6 separate regions of the Mus musculus genome follow, and regions 1, 2, 3, 4 and 5 are each linked to region 6. A link is a loop called in an ENCODE intact Hi-C map of the cell type or tissue named here. Cell type or tissue: left cerebral cortex. All regions are shown on one strand.

What was found. A loop is a pair of places that touch in the nucleus more often than their neighbours do. Peaks named below come from ENCODE experiments on the same cell type or tissue, not always from the same donor. Only the 100,000 strongest peaks of a DNase experiment are listed, where the experiment ranks them.
Region 1: it touches region 6 in a loop (2.4-fold over the local background); 5 of 42 quality-filtered maps call a loop at or near these places.
Region 2: it touches region 6 in a loop (4-fold over the local background); 2 of 42 quality-filtered maps call a loop at or near these places.
Region 3: a loop joins it to region 6, with 9 times the contacts of the local background. A loop is called at or near these places in 29 of 42 quality-filtered maps.
Region 4: a loop joins it to region 6, with 4 times the contacts of the local background. A loop is called at or near these places in 5 of 42 quality-filtered maps.
Region 5: it touches region 6 in a loop (2.7-fold over the local background); 2 of 42 quality-filtered maps call a loop at or near these places.

The regions. Positions count from the first base shown.
Region 1 is chr5:90,586,841-90,591,840 of GRCm38, forward strand. The region is part of intron 12 of Albfm1 (albumin superfamily member 1); the gene reads left to right. Among named protein-coding and RNA genes, the nearest start is that of Gm42109, 4.3 kb to the left of the region's middle. In left cerebral cortex, a CTCF peak has its summit at 2,304 (motif pointing left); a DNase peak (open chromatin) is centred at 2,332; H3K4me3 peaks cover 465 bases; H3K27ac peaks cover 301 bases.
Region 2 is chr5:90,638,667-90,643,666 of GRCm38, forward strand. It overlaps Rassf6 (Ras association (RalGDS/AF-6) domain family member 6), which reads right to left and starts at 1,861. Exons shown (of 11, transcript NM_028478.3): 1 at 1,721-1,861. In left cerebral cortex, no CTCF peak of the experiment used is centred here; a DNase peak (open chromatin) is centred at 2,031; H3K4me3 peaks cover 852 bases.
Region 3 is chr5:90,362,207-90,367,206 of GRCm38, forward strand. It overlaps Ankrd17 (ankyrin repeat domain 17), which reads right to left and starts at 3,979. Exons shown (of 34, transcript NM_030886.2): 1 at 3,461-3,979. The coding sequence starts at 3,841. Gm9958 (predicted gene 9958) reads left to right here and starts at 4,791. Exons shown (of 1, transcript NR_045618.1): 1 at 4,791-5,000. In left cerebral cortex, a CTCF peak has its summit at 2,506; DNase peaks (open chromatin) are centred at 2,517, 3,081, 3,275, 3,549 and 3 more places; H3K4me3 peaks cover 3,769 bases; H3K27ac peaks cover 2,982 bases.
Region 4 is chr5:90,578,701-90,583,700 of GRCm38, forward strand. Albfm1 (albumin superfamily member 1) reads left to right here. Exons shown (of 14, transcript NM_001252661.1): 9 at 889-1,021; 10 at 3,217-3,314. It overlaps Gm42109 (a long non-coding RNA gene), which reads right to left. Exons shown (of 3, transcript XR_880417.2): 2 at 2,413-2,479. Among named protein-coding and RNA genes, the nearest start is that of Gm42109, 3.8 kb to the right of the region's middle. In left cerebral cortex, no CTCF peak of the experiment used is centred here; a DNase peak (open chromatin) is centred at 2,522.
Region 5 is chr5:90,928,704-90,933,703 of GRCm38, forward strand. Mthfd2l (methylenetetrahydrofolate dehydrogenase (NADP+ dependent) 2-like) reads left to right here and starts at 2,493. Exons shown (of 8, transcript NM_026788.1): 1 at 2,493-2,730. The coding sequence starts at 2,615. In left cerebral cortex, a CTCF peak has its summit at 2,483; DNase peaks (open chromatin) are centred at 2,023, 2,472 and 2,901; H3K4me3 peaks cover 1,782 bases; H3K27ac peaks cover 1,237 bases.
Region 6 is chr5:90,221,290-90,226,289 of GRCm38, forward strand. It overlaps Cox18 (cytochrome c oxidase assembly protein 18), which reads right to left and starts at 2,707. Exons shown (of 6, transcript NM_001033310.3): 1 at 2,327-2,707; 2 at 942-1,042. The coding sequence starts at 2,650. In left cerebral cortex, a CTCF peak has its summit at 2,429; DNase peaks (open chromatin) are centred at 1,904 and 2,771; H3K4me3 peaks cover 1,747 bases; H3K27ac peaks cover 1,154 bases.

The sequences.
Region 1 (5,000 bases), 370 kb after region 6:
AGATTCTAACAACATAGAGGGTAGATATTTGCCCAGCTCTTGTGTTGTTTAAGGCTTATACATATGAAGGTTATGTGTGTGTCTTTCATCTGGGAACTTGAATCATAAAGGCAGAGTAGAATCCTTGGGCCTGGATTTAAATAATTACTATAACATATTGGTTCTCCTCCAATCCCAAGTCGGGGATGTCTAATGCAAGATAGAAACCTCAGGCCGGGATTAAATAATTTTTACAACATAATTTAAATTTTCTCACCCAAGATTGTTAGTTCCCAGCTGTGCTTCCCAAGGACTTGCTGACTGTGTGTCTCCAGGTTAGCTTTGCTCCATCAGCCTGTTCAGGGTCCACTTCTCATGATCCCATGTGCCCTGTGCTCATGATCCCCTCAGCTTCCTGGCAGCCTCCTCCTCTCTTGTCCTCCTTTCCTCCTCCTCCTCCTCCTCCTCCTCCTCCTCCTCCTCCTCCTCCTCCTCCCCCTCCTCCTCCTCTTTCCTTTTCTCCTTATGGTCCCTGCCTGCTACCCCTAGTCCAGCCCAGTAACTGAAATTCCCACTCCCTCTGTTCTCCCTAGTAATTAGCTATAGCCACTTTTATTTGACCAATAGCTTTAAATTGGAGAGCAAGCTTTATACAACAAAGGCTGGTGTATGTGGGAATTGACTCATGTGAGGGCAAGTAGATCTTGGGAGTCAGTATTTAGCATTCATACATTTACATACATAGCACCAGACCAATCCCCAACATATATGTGTGTATATAACACATAATATATAATATACAACATATGATATGTAATATATAGCATGTTATAACCTATAACACAACACATAGCATATATAATATAGAATATTAACACAACATATAATATATAATATAGCATATAATATATAATATGTGCATATATATATCCATTCCTCCTCCCTTTTCTTCCTCTTATAATAAGAATGGACACATTCTTTCTACTTGATGGTTATGTGACGATCAGGTAAAGCTGTTAGTTACATTCTTAGTTTGTAGTTGAAAGTCCAGGGAAAGTAGAGAACGGAGATGAGCAACACTTTGCAGACTTGCATATGACCACAGAAATGTATCTATGCCTATAGCATTTACACTAAACAGCATAAGCTAAATACTGTATCTTTCTGCTAAAGGCTACTGTAACTTAGTGACAATTAGCCCAGGCTCCATGTGAGAATACAAGAAAGAAGTTAATTTCTACTCTAGAAAGCAAGGTTTGCTGCTCCTTGAAGAAGAGACACAGCTAGGTAGCACTGTGTTATTACTTCATCAAATCCTCACTGCAAGTCTCCGAGGCAGGTAACATCATTGCACCGTTCTAGTTATGAAGAAACGAGGGGATGAGAAAGCAGGTCTCACTCTGAGACCACGAAACAGGGGCAGGAAGCAGAAGCTGAGGGCATAGGAAAACTGAAGAGTAACAGGTTAACAGGAAATAGAAGCTGGGCCTGCTGGAAGGAACCTGGAGTCCTAACTATTCAGAGGGACTGCAGAGTTCTGGGCAAGCCTGGGCTACACAGTGAGTGAGGCCAGTCTGACTTACATATGTAGTGAGGCTGTCTCTAAATCTGAAAAATTATTTTTAAAAGGTCTGGGGATATAGCTCAGTGTATATGCGCAGTATACAGTATATGTTCATCCCAAGCACGAGTAAGGCTTGTCTTTACTCCCTAGTACTTAGTAAAAGAAAAAGAAACTAGATACTAGACCGTCGAAGAAACTATTTGAAAGCAAGTATGAAAACTAATGTGAAAGTTAATTTTAAATAGCATATAAATAGAAGGATTTGCTTTAAAGGAAATGATAGATAATTTAGTGAAAATTGAAAACTGTGGAAACAAAAACCTGGAAACAAATTGGTAGTAATTAGGGTCAAAATTGGACATAAAAAATGTAAAGGTAAACTAAAAAACTGAAATATTGAGAATACAAGTGGAGCAGAGGCTGCCTGGGAGAGACTGGGGTTGAGGAGCAGAGAGGACAGAAGAGGTAAACAGCTTCGAAAGGAACCCCTGGGTGTGACCTCAGTGGGGGTGAGCTCTGCTTCGAGCCAGTAGAGCCCTCCCACGCCCATCGCCCTTACAGAAACGGCAGCTTTTGTGTTCGGAGTGGTCAGAAGTAACGACTCCCCGAGGTTCTCGTTCTGAACCTCATTTCCAGATGTCCTGAATTCGGGCGATGGGAGACCCATTCTCGCCCATCATCCATAGGGAAGGCCATTTCTTCTTGTTTCGGGGTGAACTTCCATCCTCAGCTCTTGTGCTCTTCCTCCCTCTATTGGCCATTCTGAGAACTGCATCCATGAACTAGCTGCCGGGCCGGCGGAAAGCAAGCCTGGAGCGAGGAGAAAAAGCTATTTCCAGAGATGAGACTAGAGCCCTTGAGAGGTGTGAGGAGGTGTTTGGGAACTCGCAGTTGTGAGTCAGAAGAGAGAGGGGAGTGTACGTGAGGAAGCTTCATTATAACTGAAGACTTCATTAGGATAGTCAAGACCGTCCCTGTATATGTAAGAGAGCTGGGGTGAGGTACCCTTTTCGTGTGGGTGTCAGGAGGGAAGGGGATTCTGATGGAAGAACATAGTTAAAAATGGGTGCAGGTGGACCTACCATCACCACCGTCACCATTATCAACACCACAACCATCACCACCACCACCATCACCATCATCGCCACCATCCCCATCATCCCCATCATCGCCATCATCGCCATCACCACCTCCATCATGCTTAGAAACAGAGAAGTCCTGTGGTGTAGGTTGCCAGGGTTCATGATCTGAAGTTTTCCAAGTAACACTAGAGTAAGAGAAATAAGGAAATGCTTGTCAACGTGTATACATTTCCAACTATAGGACGAGCCAGTTCTAGGTCTGGAGAGACGGCTGGGGGTGGGGCTAACGTGCTTACGGTAGAAGCATGAGACCCGAGTTTCACCTTCAGCACACCTACAGAACCTAAGTGAAGCTTCAAACACCTGCAACAACAGAGGCAGAGACAGGAGGCTCTCTGGACCTGCCTGACAGGCTAGTCCTGCTGCTCCCACGAGCTTCAGATTCTCTGACAAATACACTCACATGTATGTCTGTTTCTGTGGCCTGGGACTCAGGTTAGACTCATCTCCTGGTACGTGGCCCAGATACTTCAGTGCCACAAGCAATTGCTTTAGTAGGAGTGTGTGTGTGTGTGTGTGTGTGTGTGTGTGTGTGTGCTGACCCAACTGCAATGGGAAGAATTCTGTGCTCCTTACTCCGAATAGTCAATTTGTTAGAATCTGATAGTTATCATTCAAAGGTGGTATAAACTGGTTGGATTATATACCCACATTATGTAGATTAAATGGCACAGAGACACAAACACGCTGTCTTCATTGGAGACGGACTCCGGTTAGGTCTACTTAAGAATGAAGGCTGAATATGGACAGAACAGTTGGCAAGAAAGATTATGTTATATTATATTCTGATTTAAAAAAAATATTGAGAGCCGGGCAGTGGTGGTGCATACCTTTAATCCCAGCACTTGGGAGGCAGAGACAGGCAGATTTCTGAGTTCGAGGCCAGCCTGGTCTACAGAGCGAGTTTCAGGACAGCCAGGGCTACACAGAGAAACCCTGTCTCGAAAAAACAAAAAACAAAACAAAACAAAAAATTGACTCTTCGGCCTCTGCTTCCCAAGCGCTGGGATTAAAGGTGTGCGCCACCACCCCCCGGCAAAAAAATTGATTCTTTTTATGATAAAGGTAACTATGATCATTTGTAAAATATAGACAAATAGAGAAAAAAAATATCATTTAAGCCCAACAGTGTGGAGACACACATCATAAATGCATGTGTAACACAGAAGTCTATGATGCCATACTTGTATGGTGGGCGCACACTTTCAACTGCTTCCTGCTCACCCGTCTTTGGGTTCACTATGGTTAGTAATGCAGGTCCTGCCGGCTCTTGCTACAGCCTGCTTGTTGTAGCATTTCCCTGCCAGCCATCACCTTTGTCTCTCAGTGGGGGAGTTTGTGAAGCACTCCACCTCCTCACAGCCCCCAGAGGCTCTCTAGGCATGCCACCCTGGCACTACTCCAGACTCACAGGGAGAAGTCCTGGCCTGCAGCCCCTGCCACCACCCACAAGGCTGGCGTCCCTCCCCCCTCCCAGGGTGACGTGCTTGCGCTTGCGGGGTCCGCCATGGCCGAGCTGATGGGCCTTAATGATTTGCAGGACTTTCGAGAAAACACTTTCTCGATACTTTTTCAACGAGTTTGCTGCCCCCCCCCCCCCCCCCATGATTCAGAACTGAGTCTAATGAAAGGAGACCTAGCAGGCAACTACAGAGCTGTCTCCCGGCTTCCCAAGACCAAGCATCTCTCATTAGGTAGACTTCTCACTCAGCTTTTACGATGGAAGCTCACCCCACCGATTTGTGAGTTATAGCCAAGGAATCTGAAACCCCTGTTACAAAAGCAAAATGAAGGACACTTTCAGGTGAAGACAGAAATCGTAACACTGAAATTATAAATAAAATTATAGGTACAAAGGCTGAGATACAGCAAAGAGTAACATACGCCAAAAGCTGCCTGCTACCCCCATCATTTTACATTTTTTCTTTAAAACATTACACTGTATATTTTATATACATTCTGTCACTAGTTATTCTTCACAATGGCATTTTAATGATCCTGTAATGTTCTGTTATATGACTCTAACCTTTTACTATTGTTGCACTTGGACATTATCTTCACTTTCTATTATAAATTACTATGAAGAAATTTTAATTTGTACTCTCTGTCACCATATCTGCTTTTACCTAAATTCCTAGGACCCAGAGCTAGGGAAACGTCAGCTTAGATGACATGGCCTGAATTCCCTTGGCTCTGCCACGGAACTTCTTAGAAGTAGGCCGTGTCAGTCTTCTGGAAGTTTAGTGCTGTCTCACTAATGATAGTCACACTGCCTCAACAGTCTGTGTCCTCAGGTGAGGTGAAGGTGTGGCTTT
Region 2 (5,000 bases), 420 kb after region 6:
ATAGGGTTATATATTTTAGGAACAACAGATAAACATATACGTATAGCATATAAGCTAACTAGGAAGATAGTTTTTTATGAGGTTAAGGAGATTCATCTCAATATTAAAATATTAAATATAGTCAAACAGATTTATCTTACTTGGGGCACTGTTTTTTATATTGATATATCACTAGGGAATATAAAATCAAATACTTTAAATTGTATTCAACAGTTTATATTCAGTATAATAGATGAAAAATGTTTAGTTATTACTCTGAGGTAGTCTAAATAAATGAGATTATTTTATAAGCCAAACTGCACTGTTATTGCTAGATCCTATAAGCCAATAGCACAACAAATGTCAGTTGACTTGGCATTAGAAATCTACCCAAAATTCTTCAGTCAGTATCTCATTAGATGTGGATTAGGAAATTCAAATTCTATAGTGGAAAAATGAACATTTAAGACAATGATGATTTGCATTGTAAACCATTTAGCAACATTCATAAAACTCATAGCAAGAGTCACAAAAGTGTCCTTTACACAACACCGTATAATAAAAAGCCACTTCCTTGTCATTTAAGCTGAAGAGTTAGAGCCCGACAAAGCATGAGCACCAGACTGTTAGCATATAAAGAAAGTCACCATCATTTGACTGTAAACCATTCAATATGTGTTACAACAGAAGGGCTTAGCCCAGATAGTCTAATTTGATGAAAGTCATTCAAATGCAGTCTTTCATGTGAAGCATAAAGGCCAGGGCTTTACAGCATAAAATAGATAGTAATTTTCTCACTACAGATGCTTTTTATTTCCTCAGAAATAAACACCACTTTCACAAAATAAAAGTGGATAACATTTAAGTTTAAACTGGCCTTCAGGTAGGCTAAACACTTGGAAGTGAGGAGAAGCCAGGCAGTTTTACCACTACAGAGCTGCTGCTGCTCGCCCATGGTCACCAGGTCAGTCTCACAAGCACTGTTCCTCTTCCAGCATCCTCAGGGTCTGGTGTTGTCTGTCCAGCTCAGGTCAGTTTGTCCTCCCCGTCACACCCATTTTACAGATCTGTAGATTTGTGGGCGGTGACATACGATGCGATGCCGTTTGTGGAAGAACTGCCACCTGTTTAATCCCCACTAAAGTGCCCTGAGACACATGGTATCATGTTTGTTTTATAGATGCCAGACTTATGAGGCTTAGATATGGGAAGTAACGTTCAAAGTGACAAACTAGTAAGTAGCAGACACAAGGCTTGATCCTATGACTCTCCAGCTTCAGAATCTGGATGCTAACTCACAGATGCCCTTGTGATTACGGTCATCCTAACATTGTTTGGTGAGGTCTTCATTATATCTCAATCCCTTCTCAGTGAAGCTGATTTACCTTGAAGAAAGGAACATTTAACTGACCCCTCAAGTTAAAGGGTCTTTCCTTTACGATGTAGTCATGTATGACAAACTTGAAACACAAGAAGCAGCTAAGGTAAAAGTCAACGAGCTGGCTCTTTGGGAAAGGGGAAGGCAGGGTGGTCTTGCTGCTCCAAACGCCCCTCCCCACTACTGTGTCCTAACCCCCTCACGCGCTTACCTTCTCCAGGAGAGTATTCTGAAAAAAAAATTCTGATTTAAGGCCAACTCACACTAGGGCTCAGGTTGCGCTGATGCACGCACGGGTTTACGCTTCCTGACTATGGATTTCAGTTTCTCTAGACCGCTCTCAAATGCTCCCCGCACCCCTACCTGGTGTGCCTGTGTGTGGACTGAGCGGGGCTCTTCGCTTCAACCTCCAAGTTCACCTGCTTTTGTGCCGGGCAAAGGAGACTCTTGTGACCAAGCAGCGCGGAGCCTGAGGTGGCGAGCTGTCCCTTACAGTAGTGGGAAGGCGGAGCTGCCTGCGGGTGACAAGGCGTCCTTGTCACTCACCTGATCACTCACCTGCTCCGAGCCGAGGCAGGCAGTCAGGGTGGAGGACACATGGCTGGCCCCACAGTGCTGCTCCAGGCAGAGTTTCGCAGCCCCAGCGGCAGTTAATTATTACAAGGTTGCCCATCGCAGGGGGTGTGAGCAACCTGAGCCACGCCCAGTGCCTCAGTGCATGTTGGGAGTGTTTACTCTGTCCTTGCGGCCAGCAGGTACCCTGCTCTCTGCAGTAGTGGACTGATGGTGGGGACCTTTGTCAGTGACAGGCTGCAGGATCTTTGCTAGCCAACTGTGCTGCAGATAAACGGCTCCAGCTAGGACTCTGCGTTTTGTCTTTGAAAAGTTAAGTTGTCTTTCAGCTTGTGATTTCTTAATTTTCTTTTCCTTAGTCTTGGCTTTCTGCCAGCACCTTTGCACCCAAGACTTTTTTTTTTTTTCCTCACACCCTTAGGGTGTGCCAGAACCTTCCAGGCAGCTTGCAACATCAGGGCTCATGTGCCTGGCCTGACCACCTGACTTAAATTGGGTCTTGGGTAGCCGTATTATTATTTTAAGAGAAGGTGAGGCAGGCTTGACTTGTGTTCTCTGAGGTGGAATGCTGACTGAACTGAAGGTCTGACAATGACGCTAGAGCCCCAGTGCTTGTTTGATGTGTCTATACGGTGCCTTCCATAGGATTCTAAACTCACGCAGAAAGGGTCAGACAGTCGAGTTAGCCTGTGGCCATTGAAAAAGGTGAGGGGCTTTGAGATTTAACAGGCATTGGTCAAAAGAGGTATCGGCCATCACTTGTACTAGCTTGGCCACGTTGGCTCACAGTATACTGGTGTGTGGTTGCTGGCGTGGACTGACCTTTGGATGATAAAGAACAGGACCTGCAGTGTTTACAGCTCTGCTTCTACAATGTCTTGCTCAGATCCTGGCTGCACCCAGTCGCCCGTGCTCAAACGGATCTCCTGTTTGTTTTCAGTGTCTGGGCAACACTGGGTTTCTGCCTTTATCTGCAGCCTTCCCTTTAAATACTTTATCCTCGTGTAGATGTATAGTTTTTCTGTAGACTGTAAAGCCATATAGCATGCACAATGTGAAAAATTTCAAAAACACAGAAATGAAACAAAAATATTTACAAATCTATCTCTGGAATAAAATTATTGTAAGCAGCGGGCTGACTGTCATGGCTGACATATTTACTCTGGGAACATATCTGAAGGTGGCTGCATAGTTTGCTCTTCTATAACTTATCTTTATCTCATAAAAGATATTGTGAACAATTTACCATATGTCAGGGTGGGTTAATTTTTTTCTTACAATGTATTTTAACTAGCGGCACTGTAATATGCCATATGCATAGAGCATTATTTATTTAAGCAGTTCCTTATTGAGAGGGAGTTTTATTTCTAAACAACACTACAGCGAATTTTTACATGTAATTGCTCTGAACTGTGGTTACGACCTTACAACCTTCAAAGTGAAGTAACAGGATGAAAAAGGGTATATACTTTAAATTATATTAAAATTTATTTTACTTTTATCTTATGAGCATGGGTGTTTTGCCTGTGTGTGTGGACACCATCTGCTTTCTGTGCCTGCTGGGGCTAGAAGAGGGTATTGGATCCCCCAGCAATGGAGTCACAGACAGTAGCGAGTCACCATGTGGGTGCTGGGAACCGAACCTGGGTTCTCTGCAAGAGCAGCAGGTGCTAAGTCCTTAGCCATGCCTCTAGATTCTAAAAGTTTTCTAATCCAAAGAATAATTTATTGATTTCATAATCCTAGGGTAATATGTGTTCATGAGTTATTGTACTTCTTTCCAATTATTACCAGTTTGAAAGTTTAGAATTCATATTTTATTTTATTTTATTTTATTTTTTGAGACAGGGCTCACTTGATAGCTATTCCAGTCTCCAACTCTCGACCTTTTGGTTCATTTCCTTAGTGCTGGGATTCAGGTTTATACCATCCTCAGCTGATAAATGCTGTAAATGTGTACAGAATTAGTTACTAGTAAAGTCGAAGTCTTTCTTACATTAACCTTGCATATTCGCTTTTTTTGTTTTTGAAATTTTCTCTTTGCCCATCTTCCTCTTCTTTAAAATGTGTCTTTACAGAGGAGACTTACAACTCTACCTTGGATACGCCGTGGCTTGACTTCCCAGGCTTTTCATTTATAGCCTAGTCTTGTCTGTGATATTCTTGACATAAGAAAGTTTCAAAAAAGTAATCAAATCTATTTTCTTTGTTATTTTGAAATTGAGTTTCATAAACAGCTTTTCTGATGATCCATTTATGCATTTTCTTCTAGGGTTTTCTTCAGATATTTATTTACTCATTAAATTCTACCCATCTGGATATCTTACATTAAAAAGATAACATTGGAATGCCAGGGCCAAAAAGGGGGAGTGGGTGGGTAGGGGAGTGGGGGGGTGGGTATGGGGGACTTTTGGGATAGCATTGGAAATGTAAATGAGGAAAATACCTAATAAAAAAAAGAAAAAAAAGATAACATTTAAATCATACTTCATTTTTCTAAGCTCCTCAACTTTTAAATAAGTCATACTTATCAAATCATACAAAGTATTGATTGGCTCCACATCAAGACGGGAATCCTGTATGTCTCTAGTTCATCCCCTAAGCCTAGAACAGGGCTCAGCAGGCCCAGCCTCTGTCAGCCCTTGGTGCCGTCCTTCTTTTTCTCCTCCCATACCCAGCAAATTGGTGAGACCTGATACAATATCTCCACTGCTCTCTCCCTACTTCAGGACAGCACGGTCCTGGATTGGACACTACAATGGCCTCCGACGGCCTTCACTGTTTCCTTCGGTTGCTCATGTACCATTCAGCCAGCAGGATCTTCTATAAACTATTCTCATCGCATCAGACCAACTTCCTTTGCTAAAAGCCTTTCTAGTGGTTGCCCCATACCTGTGGAATGAACTCTAAATCTGACCTCCTTACTAAGACATAGAAGGTCTCGCTCACCCCTTTCAGCCTTGTTGACTCTCTGCTTTCCTGGTGTTTCCTGTACAGTCTTCTTCAGGTTTAGCTTTTCTCCTGGAACAGACCAGCCTTGTTCCGGCTTTACTGCCTTAGTTCTTGGTAC
Region 3 (5,000 bases), 140 kb after region 6:
CTGATCTCATGTATTTACAACAGTGGAGCCTAGCATCTTTCCATTAAAAACAAAAGAAATGAAACAAGAAATTAGTGTCCAGAGTCTTAATGATAGTTTCCCCTTCTCCCTCATCCTCAACCCTACCTCTTTTACAGATGCAAGTCTCCTGGCCTTGCAGATCCTCAGTACTGTCAACACTAATTCACTGGCCCTCATTGTCTAAAGTTCTTCACTAAGTTTCTTTCTTATTTAAAATAAAAAAGCACATCTTTTTCCTCAAATATAGGTGGAATTCTGATCGACTCTCACCATACTTATATTTTATTCTTTTCTCTTCAACAACATTGCTCTTGAACTTAAAAGTTCTATCATTAACATTTCCTCCCTTTGAATTGTGCTTCAGAGAAAGCTGCCTTCCACTCATATCCCAAAGTGTGTTCAATAGAATGCAATATTATTTCTGAAATGAAGTATAAACTCTTCCAATTCTACCTTTTTCTTGTAAATATTTAGTTCAATCCAATGTACAACGTGTTTCTATGTTGGGAAATATATTTTGTTCCTTACTAGTCAGTAGCCCATTGAAAGCTGAGCAAATTAGACTTTCAACTTAGAGGTAAAGTCTTGTGCCAAAAGAAGGGAAGAGAGGAAAAGTTTTCAATCTTCTGCACGCTTTCCAGGTACAGCTGAGGCTATACGAGCATCAAAACCATTCCATCCAATCGGAGATACTTTGGAGATACCTACTCTAAAGGATAAATAGGGCTTGCAACTAGGTACTAAAACTTACAAATAAAGCTCTTACTTAAATCCATGTTCTCTCCCATTTTTCCTCTTTCACCAGACATAGGATGTCCAGCTAACATTTCTTTTTGTCATGTTGTCATCCTTCAACATCTTCAAGTGAGACACCGCAGAAGTATACACTTTCAGATGCTCTCCTAACCTTTTGATGATTTTTACAGGAGAATTAGTTCAAGGATCAGATTATCTGCATTTGTAAACTGTGTAGGCCAAAATAATTTTGGGGAAAAAAAAAGTACACTTCCCAAGTCCTGAAAATTAAACTTCTGAAGACATGTAAAGACAGTGAAAGAGAAAAGAAACTATTGCACAACCCAACCCGCCCACCTGACTCCAAGTTGCAGCACACAGCTCAGAGCTTCACCCCTTCACTCTGATCACAGCATGCAGGCCAGTCCTTTCTATCATGCCCATTTCTCATCATGTGTTACAGACATTTCTTTAATGGCTCAGCTTTCTTATTACATATATTTCACCCAACAAATGACAAACCTATTGCTTTACTTGTGAAGATGGCAGTGCAAAACACAGTAAGGATCAACACTGTCTTAGCTGGTCAAAGTACATATTGTACATATTCTCAGATGAAAAACTCAGACCTACAAAAGGAACATACCCACATGCTTCAAGCCATCTATACAACTTGAGGAAATATCAGGTCATGGACAAAACTACCTAGGGAGGTGCAGTTTGTAGCAGAATTCTTCTTTAAGTATTACATTAAGTATACGGCCTTGTTCCAAACCAGAGCTTAATGTTAGAAAACTTAAAATCTTACTACTGGTGGTTTACTCACAGTTGCTAAACCTGAAATTCAGCACCAGTTTTTGAAATAGGTCAGAAGGGAGACAAAATGTACAGATGTCACTGAGTCTCTAAAAACTTTGATTCCTACTTTTGCAACTATCAGACACTATCCTCCAGTATCCTTTAAACCTTGCTGCCCTTATTTTTAAAATAAAGAGGCTGAGCTGCAGAGGAAAAGTCTTTCCCACTTCTGAGAACTATAAAGCTGGCCAATTCTAAGTACCAAAACAGAAAAGGATTCCATCACGTCCTTCTCATCATTGTTTCAATATTAAAGTTTTGCTTTCTCTTTTGTGTTTGTTTGATTTAAGGGTGTCTAGGGCCTTAGGCCTGCTAGACACTAAGCCTTGCCTACATTGCTTACAATGAAGCCTGAGCAACACGCTGTCCAGAATCAATCAATAAGCAAGTACAAACTACCCATACACATTTACCACAATAGGCCCAATAGAAATAACAGAAGGGACAAGTTTGGAGGTATATATATTCCTACTCTTAGAACTTTTTTCTACGATGTAGCTTCATCTAAGGTTAGGGAAAAAATGTTTGTCTTATTGCTAACAGGTGAGCCTCAAGTCTCTTTCCAAGGTCTCTACATAAACAGAACCTGGATGGGAAAGAAGAAATCAAATTAACTCAAAAGCAGCCTTTTACCAGGCTCTAGTGTGGCACGCAGTATTTCTGGATAATTCAATTAGTCTTCTCTTTAGAATCAACTTTTACAGCTTCTTTCCCTCTGCTGCCTCGAGTTACTATTTCCTCCATATTTGGGTGTTTAAAGCTTCCATTTCCTAATATTGACAAAAGGGTTTGTTCTAAAAGAACTAACAACTGGTAGGTCATAGTTTGCTATCAGTATGGTTCATTAAGCTTTTGGGTTAAAAGGAATAAGGTCCTACAACGCCGCCTGTCTGTAGACCCAGGAAAAACTATAAGGAGTTATGAAACCAGATCACTAGAACATAAGGCCTCCCTATCCCAATCACAACCATGCCCGGGTGCAAAACAGACACTTCATCCCTGCTTACTTTACAATAGATAAATAAATAAAGTTAATTAAATAAAAGCGGGGTATGGTTTGATTATTTCTTATTAAGGGAGAACCCGATGGATTATTACACATACACGCAGAGCACCTAACAATTTTTACGTACTAAGTCACTTGTAAACGCATATGGAGGGATAGAAGATCGGCTCATCCATAAATCTTTCACAAATCGAGGAAGCGAAGAGTACTTCAGCAGCCACGAGTTTAGAGAGAGAGAGAGAGAGAGAGAGAGAGAAAGAGAAAAGAAAAAGCCCTGCAGCAAAACAGTATGGAAAAGTACAGCCTCTCACGTGTCTCTCCCAGATACAAATACTTAGCTCCGAGTCCATTACAATCTTACCGCCCCTCCACAACTGCTCCCGGCCACCTTCCACTGACAGAAAACTACCAAGCTCGCAGTCGGTCCCCCGGAGACTCTCCTACCTATTATCTTACCCCTCCCGCTTTAGCTCCGCCCCCGCCCCGGGAATGAGGTGGCCTTACTGGCCCCAGAGAGACCACCCTTCGGCCCCAAAGTGCCACCCGGGAATCCGACCAATCAATCCCTCCACCCTTCACCCTGCGAAGCAGCATCCTCGGCTAGCCAGCTTCTCGGCAACTCCGTGCACTCTCCGGTCCTCCCACCCCCACGTGTCAGCTACCCTCCCCCACGTCCCCACACCTCACGACTCAGGCCGAGCAAAGAAAGGGGGCAGCCGAAAGCCCGGTCCCTCAGGGCAGATCGTAAGCCCCGAGGGCTCGGTCCCACCGCGAGTCCCCTCCCACCTTAGGCCCTCCACGGTCCCTTCCGCCCTCCTCGAGGTGAAACCAGGCCCTTGCCTCAGAAACCTCCTCTTCCTCGTCGTCGTCGTCCTCCTCTTCCTCGCTGTTGTTGCTGCTGGTGCCGCCGCCTCCTCCTCCTCCTCCACCGCCACCGCCGCCGCTGTTGTCGCTGTCGCTGCTGCTTTCGCTGCTGCTCGGGGGTCGGCAAGTCCGGTTCCGCTTGGCCTTGTGGTGCGGCGGCTGCTGCTGCTGCTGTTGCTGCGGTGGCTTCTTCTTCAGGAGCAGGTCGCAGACTCGCACCATCCCACGAGGAGAAGAGGCCGGGCGAGCCCCGCCGCCGACCTCCGCCGCCGCCGCCGCGGGGGGGGCCGCCACTGCCGCCGCCGCCGGGGGACTCCCTTCTCCCTCAGCCGCCGCCGGAACCGTCGCCTTCTCCATCCCCGCGGGAAGAGGGGGTGGGGGACGCGGACGGGGGAGGGGCGTGGGGGGGCTCCGCTCTACCGCGACTTCGGTCGCGCCGGGGCCGACACAGCGCTCCGGGCCGCCGCCGCCGCCACCGCCTCGGTCACCTCTACTGCCGCCGCCGCCGCCGCCGCTCCGCCAGCTCTCACCTCGTCTCGCGATACTAAGGGCGGGGAGCTTGGCGGAGGGAGGGAGAGAGGGAGGGAGGGAAGGGAGGGAGGGAGAGAGAGCGGGAGGGCTGAGGGGGGGCGAGGCGGAGCGCGAACGCCGTGCCCGGGAAAGCCGAGCAGGCGTCCGGAAGGAGCCGCCGGGGGAGTGCGCCTGGAGTGGCTTCCTCTGGGGAGACCGAGTCTGAGCGGGGACCGCAAGCAGGGACCGCGGGCGGGCGGGCGGGCGAGCGAATGAACGAGCGAGCGAGCAAGCGGGCGGGCGAACGAGCGCCTGGGTGGCTTGTCTTCTCCGCGCTACTTCCCCCACACACACAGCCCTGCAGCCCTCCCTCCTTCCTTCCTGGCTTCGTATTAGAACGCAGCCGCAGGCGGAAGCGCGGGTGACGCCATCAGCCGGCGCCGCGGCGGCCGCGCGAGCGCGGAGCCCTGCCTGCCTCTCCCAAGTGCAGACTCCAGGGCCGGGGAGTGGGCTCCCCCGCGAGCGAGCGAGCGATCGAGCGTGCGTGCGTGGGCGCAGGGAAGCAGAGGCAGTGGGATGGCGAGCAGTGGGGCCCGGGCTAAGTCGGGGGCGAGCGCAGAAGCGCGGGGGAAGCTGGGCGAGCGCGAGGCCTGGCCCCTCAGATCCGGGAGGTGGGGCCTCGCCCCGGACCTCCTGGATGGACTTTTCCTGCCTGGCCATTTTCTCCACCGCCTAAGCCAGAGAGCATTGGATCTTCCGAGAGAACTTCGTGAGAGGAGAGAGACTGAAGTCAGGTCCAAAAGAAAACTGTTTCCCCTCCACCATCCCTTGGAGCGATCACGTCCTCACTTAGAAAACTCTTGTCCGAGTTTGAGTCTCGGGTCCTAGGCTTCCTAAATCTGACTATTTTGTACACCTTTGTAATGTGCAGGAACGGAATCTAGTGATTTTTAAGACTATACACTTCCGAAGAGGTGGGTGTGGGAGCTGGGCCATCATCGTATGC
Region 4 (5,000 bases), 360 kb after region 6:
CATTGTGGTGCCTGTCCAATCTCACTCTGCAGCGGCTTCATCTCCGGGCTGTAAACCGAGGCAGGCTGTGAGGACGCATCAAAGGTTTCAACTTCATTCTGTGTTTTGAAAACATTCTAGAATCCACTGTATTTGCCTTCTAAAATTATTGATTTATTACTATTATCATTATTATTAATTATGTATATGTGCGTTTCTGTGCATTCTAAGGCTAACAGTGCCAGATCCCCTGGAATTGGGGTTACAAGCAGTTGTGCGCTCCTGTATATGGGAGCTGGGAACTAAACTCTGGTCCTCTGGAAGGGCGATGTGTGCTCTTAACCACTGGGCCATCTCTGCTGCCCCCATTTTATTTCTTTTGGTGAGCCAGATGAGTGTACAGATTATGACTAGACCACTCGCACTTAGTGGCTTATTTGAAGGGGGGGATGGTGATTTAATACCTCAAAAGTACAGTCCTAGGAAGTCTTTTTTTTTTTTTTAAGAAAAAAAATTAGTCCCAAAGGTAATTGGAAAATATATATTTTCCATACAAATACTTGACACTGATCTCACATGGAAGTTTCTAGAGTCTGAGCCAGAACCTTCTAGTCAGCCAGTGTGTTTCAGGTTCAGGTTCTGAATCTGCCATCTGGTACCACATGGCTTTGGAAAATCACCTGATCTTATTGATTTGTTTTTTTTTTATCTCAGTGTATGATAATGAAGCTCCTGACAGCTTCCCAAGGTTTCTAAGTGGGGTCACTTCAACTTCATGGTCTTCATGGCTTTTTGAAAATAACAAAACACACACACACACACACACACACACACACACACACACACAACCACAAACTCATGGCCTCCGAGTTCTAACTTTTGTCTCCTCGTGTGTCTCGTACAATACAGGTTTCTTTATGAATACTCAAGAAGACACCTGGAGTTGGCGGTTCCCGTGATCTTAAGAGTCTTTGAAACATACAAACGTGTATTGGAGAAATGTTGCAAGCTAGAAAACTCCTTGGAATGCCACCAGCCTGGGGTGAATTCCTTTCTTACCTACTTTTAAAAAACACGTTCCTCACGAGTGCTTGCAAACAGTGAACGCTCTAGTGCTGTTAGAACCACTTCCTTTTGTAAAACGAGTTTTCCATGTTTTTGGTTAATTATAGCATTAGGCCAGAAGCAAGATTCCTTCCTTATCCAAAGCTGGATCATCACAGCATAGAGACTTGTCTGTCTTATAGACTGTTTCTGGAGACACTTGTAGTGTCTGTTTGAAGTGAATGCGGAAGGCGGTTTGACACAGTAGTAGGGTAGTAGAGCCTGGTTGGGTGCCATGTTGTGTGGAAGATGCTTCTATTTCAGGTGAGCAATCTGCCTGACTGCAGGTAGCAACTCTTGATGTGCACTTTTAAGGAGACGCTAGAGTGCACACAAGCTCCAGCTTTGGGAGTTATCCATGGATTTACCATGGCCTAGGTAGTTCTGACTTTGGTTATATAAAATGATGACTTACACATAGAAGATTGTGTCAAGAGTGGAAGTCAGCTATTGGATGGAACACAGGGCCCCCAATGGAGAAGCTAGAGAAAGTACCCAAGGAGCTAAAGGGGTCTGCAACCCTATAGGTGGAACAACAATATGAACTAACCAGTACCCCCAGAGCTCGTGTCTCTAGCTGCAAATGTAGCAGAAGATGGCCTAGTCGGCCATCACTGGAAAGAGAGGCCCCTTGGTCTTGAAAACTGTATATGCCCCAGTACAGGGGAACGCCAGGGCCAAAAAGGGGGAGTGGGTGAATAGGGGAGTGGGGGGTATGGGGGACTTTTGGGATAGCATTGGGAATGTAAATGAAGATAATACCTAATTAAAATATATATTTAAAAAAAAGAGTGGAGATCAAAGCAGGGATGAAGAGGAAAATCTGTGTCTGGGTTCAAGCAGCTGCAGCTGGTGTTTCTGTTTCTAGAGAGAAGGCTACGCTACTGTGCACCTTCTCAAAATATCACTGTGAGGCTTCTGTGCTGGACAGTTTTACAGTAACTTGACACAAGCTAGCGTCATCAGAGAGGCGGGACCTCAATTGAGAAATTGTCTCCATGAGATTAGGCTGCAGACAGTTAGTGATTGATGTGAGGGCCAGGGCCGTTGTGGGTGGGGCCTTGGTCCCACTGAGAGCTGTTGGTTCAGAGTTCTGCAAGGAAGGAGGCTGAGCAAGACAAGGGGAGCAAGCCAGTAAGCAGCACCCCTCCATGGCCTCTAAATCAGTTCCTGCTTTCCCTGATGATAAATAGTGGAAGCAGAAACCAAATAAACCCTTTTCCTCCTCGTGTTGCTTTGGTCATGGTCCTAAGACAGCTTCCACAGTGATCTACAACTACGGCCCCATGCAGAGGCATGGGTGGGCAGAGACTGCATGGAAGGCCTTACCGTGGCATCCAGTTGACTCTCTCGGTAGCCTGGTAAGACAGGCAACACTGCAGCTCCTGCATGCGTTCTGCGGGTAAGAAGATAGCAGTTCGGGTGGGTAGGCGATTTGCCTCATGTTACACCGGCAGTAAAGACAGGGATAAGAATAAAATCCAGGCCAACAGCTTGCAAATCTGAGGGAATTTTCTCTGTGCCAAACACTGCTTATTAGGTTAAGGTACACTGTGCTGGCTTGCTAAGGGGTGTGTGCTCCTGTCTAAGAGCTGAGCTTGCAAGGTTACTAATGCCTTCTTCTTACTGGAGCCTGGTTCATGGTGGGAGAACACTTTGATTTACTTTGAGCTCTGAAAATCCCATTTGGTTCCTCTCAGTGTACTTTGTGGCTTTATAACCATGACTGATATATGTATATGTGTGTGTGTGTGTGTGTGTGTGTGTGTGTGTGTGTATATATATATATATATATATATATATATATATATATATATGTGACTCCTTAGCACACATACTATCTGTATACCTGCATATTTGTGCTTAGGTGTATGTGTGCACACTGCTAATATAAAAAGCCTAATTATTAAATGAACCAATGAACAGACACACATATACCAGCTAACTAGGTCTATACCCTTTCTCTTTCTGGCTTGATGAATGATTTGCCTTGTGGTTATAGAATACAACATTTAGGCCCAAAGATGAGTTTACGTCATGATAAAATGAATTCTTAATCTTGCCCATGACCCTGGCATATTGCTGTGACCCTGGATAAACACTAACAACATCATCTTTTTTTTTTTTTTTTAGAAAGAGATGTTCCAAAAAGTGATACTTGAAAGCCGTGACCAAGTTAAAACTTACTGTGACTTACAGAAGCAGCTGGGCAGTAGCAGCTTCCAGGACAGGTGTGCTCGCCAGACACCCCAGACTCATCCTCATCAGAGACTGTTGGTTAGTCCCTGATGCTAAGATTGGCTCAGAGTGTTCATCCACCCATTAATTGAGTATTAACCAGCCCTCTGTGCTGATTCAACAGATATTTAGGTAAGTTTGGCAGTTTCTATCCTGCCCCCAACGCAGTCTTGAGATGCCCCTGAGGTAAGAGAGAAAAGCAGGCTGGCCCTGCAGGGCCACCATGACCTTCATCCCTGTGACCTGGAGCTGTGACTTGGAATCAAAGCTGCGGTTGAGATTAGAATCCAGGGTCCACTTACCTGTCTGTTTTTTCAGGCGAGGTTAATATTTTGACCACCAAGAGCTTGATGGATGGCTTAGTTATTTGTCAAGGGAATGCAAACACAGTGGTTCCAGAGAGCTCAGTGAATCCTATTTATCAAGGATTGCATAATCCAAAAGTAAAGGCCACTTTAGGAATCGCTGGGGTCTTCTAGAATGGTCTATTTATACGCATGGCATTAGAGGAAAGTTGAGTTTGACATAGCATCTCATAATATCGAGTTTAAATTAAAAGTCCAAAGTAATGGGTCACAGAGTGCCCTGAGTCTTTCAGGCGAGGGCTTTCAGCTTAGTGCTTTCTTTCCTTTTATGTAGTGTGCAGTGCTCACTGTAAGGATTAGATTTGTGGCTCTCAAACTTTAGTGTGACAGAACCTTCCAGAAGACATTACGACCCAGGCCCCGAATTCAGCGTTTCCAACTCAGGAAGTCAGCGGAAAGTCCTGGATTTCTAACAAGTACCTCAGGAGGCCGAAACTGCCATAGCTGGTTAACCCCCTTAAGGTCGCCTGTCCACCTAGCTGCTCTGGAAACTGCCTCCTTCTCCACACGCATTTCTACTGGCAAGGCAGCAGTTAGTGCTAGTTGTCTGTGGTCTTCAACACGAGGCTCTATGGTCTTTCTCTTTAAACCATGTCCTCTCTTTCCACCCTCATCACTACTTCCCAGTTCAGGCCATTCTCCTTTACTTTAACAATAATACCCCACAGTCAATGACTTCCCAAATCCTCCTATCCTACCTAAGCCCCGCCCTTCACCCGGCTTATTCAAAGGCTTTGAGATTTCTCAATTCTAAAGACTTTTCCTCCAGACACCTTTCCAGGCCTCCTGAAATGGGCACTTCCATCCTCTTTTATACTCTGAATTAAAGTTGCCAAGGAAATAGACCAGTTGTTTTTTTTTTTTTTAAATTTGAATAAGCGTTAAACCAGAATGTGATGTGCACCACAGGCTGTCTGTCCACTAAAAGCAGAAAGAAGTCACACTCCCTGGTCACAGCACGATTTGCACAGTAATTAGTGAACTCATTATGAATAGTTACTAGTCCTCAAGATGATCTGACAGTTCCGCTTGCCAAATGAAGTTTGCCCTAGCTTTACCTGCCAGTTTACCTAATTTATGTTAACTTAGTCTATAGAGATCAACAGCCCCCATCCCCACCCCCTGCCTCGCCCCCAAAGCCCTTCTTATATCTTTAAGCAAGGGGATAGTTTTGCAACTGGCAACAGCTAAGCTCCCCCCAAATTCCCCAAGCTGAGAGAAAGGGGAGCTGTTTATGTCAATGGATTCTTGGGTCCCCGAAAAAGACATTGCTGGCTCATAAAGTGGGTGAAAAGCTAGATGTGTTTTTCAATA
Region 5 (5,000 bases), 710 kb after region 6:
CCCGTACTGCAGTTTCCTGCCAGGCAGCAACTATAACCAAACTGTTTGTCTAATCTATTTACAAAGACAAACATAACTAGATAACTCTGTCACCGTTTTGTACGAAGTGAGCTGTATGAGCGCTCTCATAAGATGATTACTCTTGTAATTATCTTAATTACAGTATACAGGTGAATTAAAGATCTTAAATTTGAAGTCAAACTGCAAGCTGCAGTCAATGGAACAATAGCAGTTTTAACCATAATTTTTAAGTTTTTGTGCAAGGTTAGGATAATACCTACAACCCTGGGAAAGTAAAACCCAAGTTTAAAACAATTTATTATCTTTAAAATCAATATTAGAAGCATTACTATCATATTACGAAGTTTGGATGTCAATTAATACCTATGAATACCTATTAAAGCAAGCTTTAATGCTTTTTAATAAAAAGACGTTGCTTTAAATCTTATCTTAAATTTTACTATTTAGGATACGAACCACATTAATTATTACCTAAACTAGAAATATCTTTAGAGACCCAGCCTCTTGGGCTGCCTTATGCCATGTGTCGGAAGGACTCTAAACTTGAGTTATCAAATTTAACACTAACCATCTGTAGCAATGTAACAATTATTAATCTTAACCAACAACTTATGAGCTGATTGTGAAAACACTCAGAGCACATTACCAATAAAAAAGAACCAAATGAAGCAGTTACATTTAGACCAATCAGAGAATAATAATTTTTGTAGCTACAATCATAGAATAAAAAACACTTTACCATTGTCAAACACATTAATCATAAACCATTTATTAGCTTTTTTACTCCGAAACTTAGAGGCTGTGCACTCGCCCTTATTTCCTAAAACGAACAGTTTTTCCAGCAGGGGCCCTCCCGCCATGTGTCTGATTCCTGGCTGAAACACGTGGCAGCTCTCGGCTTTGCAGATAAAGTTTTTTATACCATCTTTATTATCCAACATAAAACATAGAACATTCATTCATACAGACTGGACACGAACATACATGAATTGAACACGAGAACAGATTGGTGCACCGGACATTAGACAAGACACAAAAGGGAACAGAGTACTCCTGCTATAAGGCCCAGAGAGATATTTCTCTCTGCTTTTTGGGACATTTTCCTCCCTTATGATGCATTTTTTATTAACTGGGGCAATCTGCCTATTCCTTTTAATAAACCCTTTCTTTTCTCACACCTCATGTAGCTTCGGAGAGCTACGGCCTACCGCCTATTACCCAGCTCCTCACTGCTGAACCTAAGTGAACCAGCGCTCGGGTTTAACGCTGTCTCAGCTTAGCCCATACCTTCTCCGGTATGAATTTCCCTTATCCTTTATTTTATGGAGCTCCGAACCAGCAGCGTCTCTTCCAAAAATCCTTTGCCGTTTCTCAGTCCCGAGTTGGTTCACCAATTGTTGTGTCCGGCCAGCAGACCACAACCTGGGTTCTAGCCTGAAAAGGCATTTTGGAAACCTGGAAGAGAAGAGGGGCTAGGTGGCGAGAGAAAAGAATGTAGCCAAGACAGTTACTCTGATCAAGGCTCAAATTTTATTGTTGCGACACTAGTTATGAAGGAAGGGGGAGGGGACCCGATTCCCGCCGAATAATCTCGGGTCCAGTAGAAAGGTGCACGTGTGTGGCTCCTCAGGTTCCAGCAGTGGGCGTGGCAGAACGAATGAGCAGGAAGCTCCACCCCTGAGCAAGCAGGTTTCAGGCTGGGGGAGGGGAGACTACACTTGTATATTTGGGGTACAAGTTCACAACAAGTATTTTACAAACACCCACCCCTCAACGAAACTTTTTCCTTGCCTTTTCATTCTCTTAACAGGTTTATTTTTCCCCCACAGCAGAAATTTAAATTTTTTTTATACACTATGATAAAGTGTTACATAAAAAGTCTCGATGCCAAGATTTTCTTCTATGTTTTCTTTCTGTGATTAAATGCCTTCTACCAGACAGACATTGCACCACTGTTCTTGATGGTTTTTTCACAGAACAAGCTCTCTAACATCTGGGACTTTCCATAACTAGTTTCCTCAGTCAGACAGTAGTCTAAACAGCTCTTGCCCCTCGCATCACTGCCACAGCTTGACCTTGGGAGGAATATTTCCTGTTAGCTTTGCAGATGATTTTTGCTTTCTCATTGCAAACTCCCTCTGCTTTAAGGTTCCACAAACTCTAGGATCTTCTGGAAGTGTCAAGGATGCTGAAGACTGATAGAAATCCCAAGGACATCTTTGTTTCTTCCTCTCCTTGAGTTTCTTTTTCAATGCATCTTAAGGTCGCACAGGGAGTGAAAAGCAAAGACCTGCAACAACTTTACTGCTCCAAGCTGCCCTCCCTGTAACCATGGAAACGAGACCAGGGACTAGAGCTGGGCCTGGGGCACAAGGGGGCCTTGCTGCCTGCAAGAACGGCCGAGGACTTCCCTGTGCTCCCGTGGCGACAGCGTGCACGGGTTGGAGCCAAGTCGCCCGCCACCCCGCGGCCACCAGCGGTGCCGCCTCTGCCTTCTCGGGGCTCGGCCCCGCCCCGCGCCCCGGAACCCTGCTGAGGGCCCCGGGCGTGTCGCTGAGCTGACCGCGGGACCCCCGGAGGCGGACGGCGAGGCATGGCGACGCGGGCCCGCGGCTTCTCGCTGCTCCGGGGCCGTCTGGGCCGAGGGCCTGTGCGAGCCCCGGGCGTCGCCGAGCGCGCGTGGCGCGGCTTCGGGAGCAGCGGCCGGAGGTAGGAGCTGCGGGCAGGGGCCGCGCGCTGGGCGGCGGCGGGGCCTGCGGAGGCCCGGGGTGGCCGCGGTGCGAGGCGCTCAGGCAATGGGCCGCGGCTTTGTTCAGACTGTTCTTGTGCGAGGAGGAGTAGGCGCTGTGCAGACCTGTAGTCCAGCGTTTCTGTTTCTTTAGTCCTTTGTCACCGGCTTGCTGTAATCTTTCCCACCTCGGAATGTCTTACAGTTTCCTTAAACTGCATGCAGTCCAGGCTGGCCTCTCCGCTTGTAGGGCGCTTGGCAGCCTTCGGATTTGGTTGCTGCCCGGGACAATGAAAAGACACCGTGGTGCCCAGGAACAGGCCACGCTGCCGCAGCGTCCCTTGTCTGCTGGGGAATCCAACCTATGGAACAACAGCAATGCATAGTGTCTTGCCCAGGGCCTTCGAGTTCAGAAAAACTCATTTGTAAACTTCCAGTGCTTCTTAGGTGGCTGGAGACTCTCGCTTGACGGTTTATAGTCACTTTGTGTCCTCAAGGAAAAGTACAGTGAGGCTGTGCCCATAGGTGCTGTGTGATTTAAATTAACTCCCCATCATACGTATTTGGATCTTAGTTTTGAGTCACTGAAATTTAAAGTTCTTTCTGTAGTCTTAACTTCGGAGATGGTTTGTAGTGACTAGGTCTATAGAAGAGGATGTGTGGTAAATGATACAGCTTCGGAATTCTATTGCTGTACACTGTTGGCCTGTAGTAGCAGCGTTGGGATTTGCTGTTTAGCCAGAGTGCTCTCCTCCCTTGGAAGAACAGATTTGTAAGGGTTCTGTTTGCAATCCAGACTTGAAGGGGTTGTCTACCAAGAGTATCCTATTTAAATCATTATCCTTGGAATTTCAAGTTTTTAGTGCTTCCCTCTAGAATAATGGTAATTTTTTTGTTAGTGTATAAGTTGATTAATGTCCCTTCATCAGTTCGATGTCTCCATCTCCCCATTTGCTCCTTGCCTAATTCCTACTGAAACAACAGTTACAACCTCAGTATTTGGTTGTAGCCACATGCTCCACACCCACAAACACATAGATATCCATCCATTCATAGAAACTTCCCATCTTGCAATTTGTAGTTTGGTCTGGTGGCAGGCCTTGGGTTTGAACTCTGATACCTTAGAATTAAAGGTGCAGTCTGTTTTGGAAGACTATTTCTTTCAAACTGTGATGATAAAAGACATTACTTTGTGCCTGCCTGCTTCCCATTCTGTTTGATGCAGATTACAATTATGTAAGAAAAGAAATGCCATTTTGTAGCGTTTTTGCTTTTTAAGACGGCACTAACCAAGTTCGGATATGGTGGTACTTTTTTGACCTTTCTTTTGGCCCTGACCGCTTTACCTGAAGGCAAGGCTGGCTGTGAAGATGAGAAACACCAGCAGACTGGTGTATCTCGGGTGGGGAGGAATTTGGACAGTGTGTTGATGTTTATTGGTGTCTCTTTTCTCTTCTAGGGCCAGCAGAGAGAAGAGACTCCATCTTCCAGAGGTTGCCACTGTCTGCCTCCCCATTCAGTCATCTTTTTAAGTGACACCTCATTTGTCTGGTCCCTCATTGTCACACTTAACATCATTCCTGTTGGCATGACATTTGAATCATAGTATATTTTTTTATTGGAAATTATCCTTGATTACATAAACTCTTTCCTCAGTGACATTAACTATTTTAAATTAACCAATTTGTCACATTTTAGAGCCCTTAAGTGGAAAAAGATTGTTGACGTTTTTTTATTTCTTGTCTCAGTAGACACCTATAAAAATGGAACACACTAAGTATTCTTTACATGGAAGGTTAATTTAGTATGTTGAATTTCAAGAAATAATATTTGATTCAATTTGGAAGCTATAAGATCTCATAACATTATTTACTATTCATTTTGCAATAACTTTTCCCTTCAAAATTCTTTGTTAGCTATCCTATTTATGCATGAAAATTACAGCTTAATAAATGAGGGAAATTAATGTAAATACATAGATGTCTTTCTATTTTTTTTGGAGCTTCTTTTGTTGTGAAAAGAACTACTTACATGGTCAAAAATGTTTAAAAAAATCATCTTGGAGCTTAAATTATTCGCTCTTTGTGGTACTGTGTAGGGATTTTACCAGTCAGGATGGCTGTGGTTTAAAACACTGCATAAGTCTGGGGCTTGTGCTTTTCACTGGGAGGAACTTAGCAGCTGCCAAGCCAGCCCTGTGGGGCAGGAATGTCATAGACTTTGCACATTAGCTAGTACTGGTCTCAAGGAG
Region 6 (5,000 bases):
ATAAGTGGTTTGCTTACATGTATTTAATTGCACCACATGAATGCCTGATGCCCTCAGAGGTCAGAAGTGGGTACTGGATACTTCGGGGACTGAAGCCACAAACAGCCATAAGCCACCATGTGAGTATTGAGAATCAAACCTAGGTCCTCCGAAAGAGCAGTACGTGTTCTTTAGGCAAGATACAGAGACCAATGCTTTTAATCCCAGCACTCAGAAGGCAAAGGCAGGCGAATCTCTGAGATCAAGGCCAGCCTGATCTACAAAGTGAGTTCCTGGACAGCCAGAGCTATACAGAGAAACCCTGTCTTAGATTAAAACATCAACGAACAAATAAACAAATGAAAGCAAGTGCTCTTAATTGCTGATTCAGCTGCTCTTCAGTGCAATGTCAAGTTTGTATTAGCACCAAATAAAGATGACAAAGCTCACATTAAATAGAATTTGCCAAGCATGGTGGCACATTACTTGCCCAGCTCCACTGACTTACGTCAAATCTTAATACAGTATTTAATTCACTGACTTTATCTTTTCAGTGGCTCCCAAGAACACAGGCCAGGTGTGGTATCACAAATGTGTAATCTAAGCACTTGGGAGGTCGGGGTTGGAGGATTAGAAGTTCAAGGTCATTCCTGGGTACAGTTACCCACTGGGCATCCCTGGTGCACATGAAACCCTGTCATATTCTGACATACAGAGCCAGATACAATGGTCTGCACCTGTAATCTCAGAGCTGAGAGAGAGGCTGAGATAGGAGGACGATTCAGCTTCACAGGAGTTGGAATAACGCCTGTTTCTTCCTTTCTTTGATTCCATTCCAATACATAAAACCACCATGCAGCATAGTGATTAATATGAATACGCCAATCAAAAGAATACCTAACCGTGTATACACGCACACACCACACACACATTTTCGTGACCGCAGACCCAAAGCTGCATACCTAGCCACTCTCTTGGACCATCCAAACTGACGGGCACAGACTGCAACTTCTTGGTTAAGGCGCTTGGCGATGTCTTTTATTTCTGGTTGCAAGTTTTCCACCTAACTAAAGAAAAAAGTTGTTTGATGAGTTCATAAAGGATCTTTACTGATAACTACTGCATGGTTAGCTTCAGCTGTCAACTTGGCACATCCAGAAGAAAGGGCCTTCAACTAAGACATTTCACCCATCAGATTAGCCTATGGGGCATTTTTTAATCACTAATTGACATGGAAGAACACAGGACACTGTGTGCCACCAGCCCCAGGCATGTGAACGTGAGCTGTATAAAAAGCCAGTAAGCAGTGTTCCTCCAAGGACTCTGCTGCTGTCCCTGCTCTGTAATGCCTCCACAATAGACTATATAACCTACAAACCACATAATCCCTTTCCTCCCCCACTCAGCATTTGGTCAGGACAACCAAACTCACAGTTCTAGTCTCTGTTCCCTAGACCATATACAAATGTTGTTTACTGATCACACTTGTAATCGAAAACATTTAAGAAAACTCTATTAGATATTAGTTTGCTTAAAGTATCTTTGACCCCAGATTTAAATTCCTTGCCTGTACATCTATCTGCGTGATCTTGGCAACCATACTGAGTTAAACCAACTGCAACTTCTTGGTTATGGGTACCTGATGTTTTCTGTTTCTGGCTGTGCATAACCTGAAATCCTGATTCCCAGTATGTAGCATATCTAACAGCACCTCCTCCATAGGATTTCGAGTAAATGAAAACTGCATCCTGGTTCTTACTGTTCCATCCCTACATTTCCCAGGAGAGAGAAAACAGCATTCCAGTGTTAACACCTCACTGTGAATGCTTCCTGGCTCAATGCTGCTGCTCCCTTCCTGGCAATCCTCTGTGACTCAAATTAAAATCTTGACTTACCCCACCCCCACCCCCAGGCACAGCCATGGGGGAGGTAACGTTATACCAATTCCACTGAACAGAGTTCCTAAAAAGCCAACTCGAAGTTTCAATCCATCAGATACAGGGTAGTAGGTGGTAGGCCCAGAGGAAGAATTCATGTCTGGAAACTGCTAACTTAGTGATACCTTTCTAGTAATAAAGAGCAGTATCAATAGTGACAAATGATGCTGCAGACTCTTAAAATGTTTATGACCCTAATGTTTCAGGTTCCTCCGTGCCATTTCTTCTGAATATTGGTCTCAACCGAACATTTGGGAGGCACTTGTATTTCGAATAAATACTTGGTAGGTCGGGTGAACTGGAAGGTACTCGAGTCACCAACCATCATTTAACATGCAATGCTAACTAAATTATTTTAGCCTCCATGTTAACACTAGCAGGCAGGCAGCACGGGGACCGACGCCCCTCACCTTAGCCAGGATGTAGTGCTGATAGGCGGCCAGGGGCAGAGTGACAGCACCGCGCAGGGCAACGGTGCTGAGTATGATGTTGCTCCACCAGGGGAGGCCGGTAGCCTCCTGCGCGCCCAGCAGCACTTCCTCCGCGGTGCGCACCGGCGCCGACGCTGCCAGGGCCTCATACCAGCCACCTGGAGAGGCCGCAGACACCGAAGCGGCTGCCCATACCGGAAGGGCTGGGAGCCGCGCGCTGCTCCAGGCGGGCGGTGATCCCGGTGCCGGGAGCCGCAGGGTGGGCAGCGACCTGAGCCACCCGGCACACGACCGGCACAGCATGGTTACACGGAGCGGGCGGCCAACTAGAGCACTAGCACCAGGAGGTTGCGCGCATGCGCGAACCCGAGGCCACGCCTGACCTTCCCAGCCGAAAGCCCTGTCCAGTGTCGCGCTAGAGATGACGTAAGACTCCGCCTTTCCCACGCGGCAATGAGCCGCTTGAGGCTCTCTTAACTCCTTTCCTTGCTGGGGTGGAGTTCAGAGCGGGAACCGGAACTGCAGGGGTAGGCGGGGCGAGCAAACTGCCTTGCTGTTGAGTTTCAGTTTCCACTCAAGGAAATTGTGGCTTGAGTACTTTTTGTGACTCGGCTGTTTCCGCCCAAGGCGCGCAGCATCTATCTCCGTTTTCTCTACGCACTGCTGAAACACCTACTTTGGGAATAGTGTTTCTGGCTCGGTCAGTGTTAAGTCTGCGTCCTTTATCCCCCTAGGCAGCTCTACTTTATAATAAGACCTAAATGTCTTTATCTGTTCCGGTTAGCATTCTGTATTCCTTTATAAACAGAATGCAGAAATGCCGAGTGGTGGCGCACGCCTTTAATCCCAGCACTTGGGAGGCAGAGGCAGGCGAATTTCTGAGTTCGAGGCCAGCCTGGTCTACTGAGTGAGTTCCAGGACAGCCAGGGCTATAAAGAGAAACCCTGTCTCGAAAAACCAAAAAAAAAAAAAGAAAAGAAAAAAACGAAATAAATAAATAAGAAGAAGAATCACCATCATAATAAGGAGCAGGGAAAAATACTATTTTTCATTTTACAAAATGAATTCCATCAACAGCACAATTTTGCTTCAACGGTTAAATGGAATGCACAGGGCTTTTAACAACTGTGTGTTTTTCACATTCGTGTTCCTGTCAACAGAAAATAAATGGAACAACGAAGTGCCCACTCCTAGGGTAGGCCAAAGTGAATTGAGTTTTTAGAAACCTCTCCCATGTTTGGTAAAGCCAAACTGTGGACACTGTCCTCTACTTTATTGAACACCTACCAAAGCTGTCAGATAGCGTATTTTCTGAAACTTGGGTAACCTGCCTTTAGTTCCCATAGCATAATCCCTTTTAAAAACAGCTCACTTATCTCTTGCTAGTTTAAGAAACCACCGTATTTCCATAAAACTGTTAATATCCAGTAGGCCCTTCCAAGATGGCCTTAAGCCAGAGAAGTTACTTAAAAACAACTCCCCCAAGTCCCAACTTACCATACATGAGAACCTAGAATTAATTCTCAACACTGGGAAAGTAGGTAAATTTATTATGTGTAATAAATAAGCCTGTTATTTGTAGATCTATTGTTCACAAACCCTAAACCAAAAATTTCAAGCAGTTATTAAAATCTTTAACAATTTTTTTCTACAGCTACAGGTAACTGACAACCTCTTCTGATAAAACTGCACACCTGCATTCATGTCAAAGTAATGGAAATAAATTTAAAAACTAAACCCATATATTGTTATGTGAACTAAACTTCTTAATACTTATTTTGTGATGTTGCATATATGAGCATATTTAACTTTTTGTCTTCTTAATAATGTGCATATGACGTGTCTGTAAATCTAACACTAACCCTGAGGAGGAAACTCATGTGGTATCAGAGACCACTTGAGAATTCTAAGGATTGGATTGAGGTTATCAGGCATAGCTTTATGCCTCCCCCATAGGCCCTTGAGATATACAATATGTTCTCTCTGTAGCACAGGCTATTCAAGGACTCACTGTAATTCAGGCTGAAGTGTACTTTTGAGAAAACCTCATGCACTAGTGCCTGAGGGAGGCAAAGGGAGGTTAAGAATTCAAGTCTGGGTCTCTCCCAAGATCCTTCTCTGAACACCTAAAAATTAAGGGGCCACCGCTTGCAATAGCTCCCTGAAATATATATAAAATATATAAATGTTTCTGTATATAAATGTGTATAAATACACACACACTTCTCAGTACTTGCCATCAATTTTTTCAATTTTACTTGTGTCATACAACTCATTTTTCTTCTTAACTTTTGACTTCTTTGAAGAGAACCATCTAAGGGGGCTGGAGAGATGGCCTGTTACTCCTTCAGAGAACTCAAGTTCACCTTCTAGCTCTGACCTCAAGCCATTCACAAACAACTATCTGCCACCCCAGCAACACCCTCTTCTCTCTTCTGGTCTCAGACACCTGCACAGTAAATCTATCAATCACACACACACACACAGTTTTTAAGAGGCAGCAAGGTATGCTTGAGGCCATCCTGGGTTACCTGCTGAGTTCCAGTCTAATCCAAGGGGGTATGTGTGTGTGTGTGTGGGTGGGTGGGTGGAGGGAGAGGAGTACAGTGGCACAGATCTGTATCCACACTCAAAAAGCAAGGGTTGGAGGATT